Regions from separate parts of the Homo sapiens genome. Here regions 1 and 2 are each linked to region 3. A link is a loop called in an ENCODE intact Hi-C map of the cell type or tissue named here. Cell type or tissue: heart right ventricle. All regions are shown on one strand.

The links. A loop is a pair of places that touch in the nucleus more often than their neighbours do. Peaks named below come from ENCODE experiments on the same cell type or tissue, not always from the same donor. Only the 100,000 strongest peaks of a DNase experiment are listed, where the experiment ranks them.
Region 1: it touches region 3 in a loop (10-fold over the local background); 107 of 110 quality-filtered maps call a loop at or near these places.
Region 2: a loop joins it to region 3, with 2.8 times the contacts of the local background. A loop is called at or near these places in 45 of 110 quality-filtered maps.

The regions. Positions count from the first base shown.
Region 1 is chr2:98,832,296-98,834,795 of GRCh38, reverse strand. It overlaps CRACDL (CRACD like), which reads left to right. Exons shown (of 10, transcript NM_207362.3): 4 at 1,799-1,934; 5 at 2,284-2,448. Among named protein-coding and RNA genes, the nearest start is that of LINC02611, 62 kb to the right of the region's middle. In heart right ventricle, no CTCF peak of the experiment used is centred here; a DNase peak (open chromatin) is centred at 949; H3K27ac peaks cover 2,500 bases.
Region 2 is chr2:98,729,840-98,732,339 of GRCh38, reverse strand. MGAT4A (alpha-1,3-mannosyl-glycoprotein 4-beta-N-acetylglucosaminyltransferase A) reads left to right here and starts at 1,208. Exons shown (of 16, transcript NM_012214.3): 1 at 1,208-1,292. LOC107985922 (a long non-coding RNA gene) reads right to left here and starts at 1,059. Exons shown (of 2, transcript XR_007087150.1): 1 at 645-1,059. RefSeq lists silencers at 260-554, 661-850, 871-1,200. In heart right ventricle, no CTCF peak of the experiment used is centred here; DNase peaks (open chromatin) are centred at 1,059, 1,379 and 1,989; H3K4me3 peaks cover 2,175 bases; H3K27ac peaks cover 2,203 bases.
Region 3 is chr2:98,648,308-98,650,807 of GRCh38, reverse strand. The region is part of intron 8 of MGAT4A (alpha-1,3-mannosyl-glycoprotein 4-beta-N-acetylglucosaminyltransferase A); the gene reads left to right. Among named protein-coding and RNA genes, the nearest start is that of UNC50, 41 kb to the right of the region's middle. In heart right ventricle, CTCF peaks have their summits at 999 and 1,200; a DNase peak (open chromatin) is centred at 1,197.

The DNA.
Region 1 (2,500 bases), 180 kb before region 3:
GCCAACAATCTGATATAAAATTAGATTTATTTGTTTGTGTTTGTTTTCTAGTTTTAGAGATTGTTTTATTTCTCTTTTTGTTTGGTTTCATCTTTTAATTATATAAAACGTTTGCATAGTTTCAAAGACAAAGTTGTCAATGTAGGTATCTTTGCACTATGTCTCCTCATCTAGTTATTTCTTTCCCCCAAAGAAAACCACTTTTATTTATTTGTTATTTATTCTTCTATTTTCATTTTTTTAAAATATAAGAAACACACACACATGTTCAGATAATATCCAGGCCCCCCTTTCCCATGCAGTGCTGACATGCTGTGAACATTGTTCTGCAGTGGTTGTTATTTATTGCACTTAGTAGTATCTGGTGATGCCTGCATGCAGCGTGTAGAGACCTTCCTGCCCATCAGACCAGCTGTGGAGTCCTCCATTGTATGACATTCATGGTTGATTCAGTTAGATGCCTACTGAGGGGCACTAGGTGTTTCCCATCTTTCACTCTTTTGAATATTGCTGTAGTGAATGGCCTTGCACATGTGCCATTTTGTGTTTTTGCAGAGGCCTCTTTATGCTGCCTCCACTCCTCATTACATCCAAAGCGGAGGTGCTTGGGTGGTGGTTGTGGTTCCCAGAGAGTGTGGGCCATGGGCTGTCCACTGGGGGAGGGATATCCAAGTGTGTGTGTGACCTTTGGGTTAAGAGCTGCCCTTGGCAGGGAGGTCCTGATTCCTTCAGTTGGCGTAGTTCCCTCCCTGGCATGTGAGGACACACACATCCTGGGAGCCATGGGTTCCCACTTGCAAGCTTACTGTTGCAGGCGTGAGAGTTTAATTAGAAGGAAGCATTATTAGCCAACACAGTTTGATCTACAGTTGGACAGGGCCACACCTCAGAGTCCTTAATGCCCCACAGTGGACAGGATGCCCAGGGTAGGGGAGTGGCAGGAGGGAAGTGGGTGGGGTGGTGCACACAAGATGTCCAGTGTGTGCAGAGGCAGGCTTTCCTTCCTTCATCATCAGATCTCAGTCATCTCCTTCCACCTATTGTTCAGGCAGCCAGTGCTGCTAGGAAAACTTGACAGCTAATTCCCACATCCTTTTAGGACATTTTGTGAATGTCCTGGGGGTTCAGTCCCAGATCAGATTCTTGAGTTCAGAGCTGAGGAAAGGACTGGGATGGCGATGACAGAAGGCCACCATCTCTGCTCCAGGATCTAGGCAGGCACAGAGGTTTTGGTCACACAGATGGTGCCAGGTCATAAAAAGAGGCCATGGCTTTGCAGATTTGCAGTTCTCATTTCAAACCACCCACGGATGTATGTCTTGGTCTGTGTGAGGTGTGTGTGAGGATGCGTTCATCAAGCAGGCCCTCAGCCTGCTGCACACACAGCCTTCAGCCCACGGAGGGCCTGCATGTTTGCCCACAAGGCGTGACCTCACCCTCCCTGGGGCAGCCGGGACAGGCCTCCTCAGAAGCTGGCCGTGCCAGCCCCTCCCCTCTGCAGGCTTGCTGTCTTGCACCTCACACCTTATCAAACCTTGGTTTTTTCATTAATACAAAAATAATTCACACAACCTTTAGATCTCCTAGGAAAATTCCTATCTCTGCAATGCTCCAAATAGTTGACTGGCATTTGACAGCGTGTGGATGAACTGAAGTCAGGGACCACTGAAATGTAAATGCAGCAGAGGGAGTGTTGTTTGATGTTCTGTTCACTCACATCCCTCTTTCTCATTCTGAGCCCCCCAGGGGTCAGTAAGATGGAGGTGGGCAGAGTCTCACAGTGGCTCTTTTATCCTAGGGAGTCGAGGGGCACGCTGGGCAGCCGGGCCCTTTCTCACGACAGTATTTTCATTCCTGAGTCCGGACAGGACGCTACTCGGCCTGTGCGGGTGTTTTCCCAAGAAAATGTGTGTGATCGGATTAAAGCTCTGCAGGTAAATGTTTCCTTGGTCATGTCGCCTGGTGTGCAAGTCAAATATCCATCAAGAAGTTTTTAAATGATTTCTGCTTGGTTTATTTGATATGCTGTAAAGTAGAATCACATGTACATGACAGCTCCCCCAGGACACACCAAATGAGCTGCAGTGGGATCTCGACTCATTCTTAGATGAACAAAGAAGAGATGGCAGTGGAAGAGCTGGTGGCAGATGCACGTTCAGTTCAGTTCTCTGCACCACACCAAGATACTGAAGGCATTTCCAGCATGAATGAATTAGAGCAGGAGGATTTGTTGATAAATATCATTGATGAAAATAAGAGCACATGTTCTTTATTCCAATCTAGTTAAAAATACAGTGTAATGTGAAAATGGGGCCACCACCTCCTCCAGGGGGGCTTCCTGCCAAGCGGGGAGAGGATGCCGGCATGAGCTCTGAGGACGACGGGCTGCCCAGGAGCCCCCCAGAGATGTCTCTGCTGCACGACGTGGGTCCTGGTACCACCATAAAGGCAAGTGCGGCCTGTACCACTGCATGTCTTCATCCACACCTGCCCTGGAGGG
Region 2 (2,500 bases), 82 kb before region 3:
TGTTCTGATTGATGCCTCTTAAGAGTTTTCGATTATTGAAATTACTGTTTTCTGAAAAGAATCTACTTATTACTTTGGGAGTTTGGCAGGAACAAGGCTGCCTCCTTGATCTTTGGCCCCTCAATTCCCTTACAGGTTACTCGGTAGGATTGCTGTAAGGATTATTGCGGCAATAAAGTTAACACATCCCTTGTTTTTGAACCATTACCAGCTGTGTGACCTTGGGCAAGCCCTTTCACCTCTCAGCTAGTTTCCTCTTATGAAAAATGGGGAATAAATTTAAAACATGAGATATGCAATAAACGATCTAACACCCATGCCTGCTATACGGTTGCCTGCTATACAGTTAAGTATTCAAAAGAGGACGTACCCAGGGGTAGTTACTGTTAGCACAAGTCCTATGGATACTATGAAAAACAGGGACAGACCACCCAGGCTTTCTACAAACGAGTCAGTTTTTTGCCTTTGAAGTTAACCTCTAACCTTGTGAAACGGCGACAGATAAGGACATGGGGTTCAAGAAAACGGGGCATAGTGGAAAATCAGGGGCATTAGCACCCAACGATGTGCGTTGAAACCCTAGTTGTTTTTCTCCTTCCCAGTTGCTGAAATCAGCCCTTCTGGCCGATTCGCGGGGTTCTCACCGGGAAGTTGGGGCTGTCGCGACCGTCCGCGGGGCCTCGGGAGCTCCTGTGGGGCTGGGCCCGGGACCTGTCCCCGGGGAGGCCGCCCAGTTTGGGCGGCCCGGAGCGGGGCGCGCCGCTGGGAAGGGGCCGGGTCGAGGCAGGCAGGCGCCTGGGAGCTGGGGCAGCCCCGGGTGGTCGGGTCGCGCGCCGAGGCGCAGGCCGAGGGCTCGCCCGGGCCTTTGTTGGCCGCCGGAGCGGTCCCTGCACGCGCCGGGAGGATCTCAGCCAGATGTGGCAGCGGGGCGGCGGGGAGCAGGCCGGCGCCCAGAGCTGGGACCCGAGACCGCGGCTCCGCTCCGGACCTCGCCGTGACACCGATGAGCCGGGCCAGCCTCCCGAACGCTCCGCAGGCTGCGTGGCGGCGCCCCTAAGTGACAGTCGCGCGGGCCACTGGTGGGGCGCGGGGCGCGGGGCGCGGGGCCCGCGGGGCCGGCCAATGGCTGGCGGGGTCGGGGCGGCCCGGCGGGGCGGGGCGGGGCGGGCGCTCCAGCGGCGGGGGCGGAGCCGGCGGGGCGGGCGGGGCGGCCCGCAGCGGCGGCGGCAGCGGCGGCGGCGGCTACAGCAGCTCCGCCGGCAGCCGCGGGAGCACGGCGACGCCAGCGGCGGGTGAGGGGCTCGCGGCGGCAGCGGCGGCGCGCGGGGGCGGGAGGGGGCGCGGGGCGGCTGCGCGGAGGGCGCGGGAGTTGGGGGCGGCGCCGGCGGCCGGGCTGGCGGCCCCGGGCTGCGGGAGATCCACCTGCTGGTAAAGGAGCCTACTGCGCCGCGGCCCGGCCGGAGCTCTGTGCGGGGGAGCTGTTGGCGCCTCTGGGCGCGGGGCCGGCTCCGGGAGCGGCTGGGCCTCGGGGGCGGGCGGCGGGGCGCGGGCCGGGCCGTCCTCCCAGCGTCCCTGCCCCGCACCGCGCACCCCTCGGGGTCGCGCGCCCTCTCTGCGGCCGGCTCGGCGCCTGGTGCGTTCCTGGCGCTCCCCGGCGTGGCGGGGCTCGGCGACTTTGGGGGAAAGTGGAGCAAAGTGCTGATCCGGGGGGTGCGGAGGGGGAGGGACAGCTGCCTGTGGGACCCGGGGGCTGCGCGGGAGTCGGCGCTTTCGCGGGGGCCGCGGGGCAGGTGGGCGGGGCCGGACGGTCCGAGGCGCAGGGGCAGGGGCTGCTCCCGAGGGGACCGGCCGTGCAGCCTTCGCAGGGAATTTTCACACAAAGTGAAGGGCTGCGGGGCCCGCGTGAAAGAGCAGCCCCCGTTTCCCCAGGCCTCAGCTCTCTCCGTAATGAGGAAGCTGCAGTAGGACCCTGAGGCTGGGTCTCGGTGACTCCACCAAGTGTGCCAGGTGACATCTCGGAGGCGAGCTTTTCTGAGCTGGCAGTCGAGCCACTTGCACACCCGCCTTTATTCCTCGCAACAGTGTGTTTCTCTGGAGCGGTTTCATTGCCTACATTCCGCATTGGAAAATAGAAGCAGGCACAATGTATGCTTTGAATGCTTTCCACGTATTTTGCTGTTGTGCTTTTGCTGTTGGACAGATTATTTGATAAAAGATAATGACAGTCGTTCGTTGGAACGTAGACTGTAAATTTAGAATAAAAATATGCGTTTTGTGGTTTATGTTTCTTTTTCTGAATGTTTAAAAAACAGTTTGATGAACAGGTTATCTTGACATAGATTTCTTTAACCCACACGTGTAAACCCGAAAACGCACTGGGCGATGACATTACGTAAGCTGTATTAAAGAAAACTACTGACCCGTTTATAAATGGCAAATAAATGAATTTTGCCACAATTGTGGTGTGTAAAGTTATATAGGCTTACGTCATGGATTTTAT
Region 3 (2,500 bases):
AGCTAATTTTTGTATTTTTAGTAGAGATGGGGTTTCACCGCGTTGTTCAGGCTGGTCGCGAACTCCTGACCTCAGGTGATCCACCTGCCTCGGTCTCCCAAAGTGCTGGGATTACAGGTGTGAGCCACCGCGCCTGGCCTTCTTTACTTTTGAATTACAATTTTGTCAGATATAATATTCTTGGCTGGCCAGTTTTTGTTTAGTATGTTTTAGCACTTTGAACATATCATTCCACCCTCTTCTAGCCTATAATAAAGTTTCTTCTGGGAAATCTGCTGATAATCTAATAGACGTTATCTTGTATTTGTTGGGTCACTTTCCTCTTATGGCTTTCAGGATTCTTTGTGACTTTTGACAACTTCATTATGATTCTTCTTGGTGTAGATCAATTTATTGTAGTTGGGGTTCTTTGAACTTTTTGAATTTGTATGTCCATTTCTATCCTCATATTTGGGAAGTTCAAATAGGCTCTCTTCTCCTTGTAGAACTCTCATAATGTGTATGTTGTTTCACTTTGTGCTGTCCATAGGTCCCTTAGGGTATCGCTATTTTTCTGTTATTCTTTTTTCTTTTTGCTCCTGTGCCTCAGTAATTTCAAAAGTCCTATCTTTAAGTTCACTGATTCTTCTGCCTGCTCAGGTCTGCTGTTTAGTCCTTCTAGTGAAATTTTCAATTCAGGTTTTGTATTCTTCAGTTTTAGAATTTCTGTTTGGCTCTTTATAGTTTCTATCTCTATTGATATTCTCATTTTGTTCATGCATCATATTCCAAATTTCATTTAGTTGTCTGTCTCTGCTCTCTTTTAATTTACTGAGCAATCTTATGACAGTTATTTTGAATTACTGGGCAGTTCATATGTCTTCATTTCTTTGGGGTTGGTTTCTGGAGTTTTAACTTGTTCCTTTGGATATACCATATTTTTGTTTATTTGTATATCTTGTTTTTTGTTGTTGGGATCTTGGCATTTGAAAAATCAGCCACCTCTCCCAGTCTTTGCAGTTTGGTTTTGTAGTGGAAGGATTTTCTTCAGTCAGCCTAGTTAAAGACTCTGGAGCCCTTTGAGCCTTTTCTGGGGCCATGTCCTCTCTGCTTGTGGGTGTAATCTCCTAATTGAAGTTGACTGGTTTCTAGTCAGGAGCTCTGCAGCACTGTGGCCTTGTTGGTATTGTAGTAAGCTGCAGTACTGGAGCTCCACCTAGTTTCTGTCTCTGGTACTGCAGCCTCTGGTGCCAACTGATGGCCTTTGTTCTTAGCTCCCAACCTGGTGCCCTGTTCCTGACACTATGATTTAGATGAGACAGAAATCATTCCCTCTGGCTGCACTCGAAAAAGTCAAAAACACTGGGTATACACCAACTTCTTTCTCTCCTTAGGGAGAAGTCGGGAATTGAGTGTTTCCTCACTGTGGTCTGTGCCCAAGAGAGGGCCTCTGGCTGTGGAATGCTCAGATTTTAAATCTGTGTCTCGTGTGGGGAATGTGTCTTGTGTGTCTGGGTTTCCTGTTTCTGTCTCGCTGATGTCACTCTCACACAGCCCTCTTTTACAGTAGAGGATCATGCTGTATGTACTGTCTGATAACCTTTTTTGCTGTCACTTAACATACTGTTGATAGGTACCTTGCTATGCCAGTAAATACAGATTGGTGTGATTTTTAATCCCTTCTTGAAGTCCTGTTATTCAGATATCATAATCAACCTTCTTGTTGGTCATTTAGATTGTTTCTAATTGTTCAGTTCTTTCGAAGTCAAATTCAATGAACATTCTTTTGTTTTTCAGAGACAGAGTCTGACTGTCACACAGGCTGGAGCGCAGTGGCACAGTCATAGCTCATGGCAGCCTCAAACACCTGGGCTCAAGTGATCCTCCTGTTTTAGCCTCCCAGGAAGCTGGGACTAAGGCATGCACCACCATACTGGGTTAATTTTTGTATTTCTTTTTGGTAGAGATGGGAGTATTGCTAAGTTGCCCAGGCTGGTCTTGAACTCCCGGCCTCAAATGATCCTGCTGCCTCTGCCTTTCAAAGAGCAGGTGTTACAGGTTTGAGCCACTGGTCCACTGGTGTCAGTGAGCTTTTTTTTTTTTTTTGGAGACAGGGTCTTCCTCTCTTGCCAAGGCTGGAGTGCAGTGGTGCAAACACAGTTCACAGCTCGCTGCATCCTTGACCTGGGTCATATGATCCTCCCACCTCAGCCTCCTGTGCGGCTGGGGCCACAGACATGCACCACCATGCCTGGCTAATTTTTTTTTTTTTTACTTTTTGTAAAAACAGGGTCTCACTTTGTTGCCCAGGCTGTTTTTGTTTGTTTGTTCGAGACATAGTCTCCCTCTAGCCCAGGCTGGACTGCAATGGTGTGATCTCAGCTCACTGCACCCTCTGCCTCCCGGGTTCAAGTGATTCTCCTGCCTCAGCCTCCCAAGTAGGTGGGATTACAGGCACTTGGCACCAGGCCTGGCTAATTTTTTGTATTTTTAGTGGAGACAGGGTTTCACCATGTTGGCC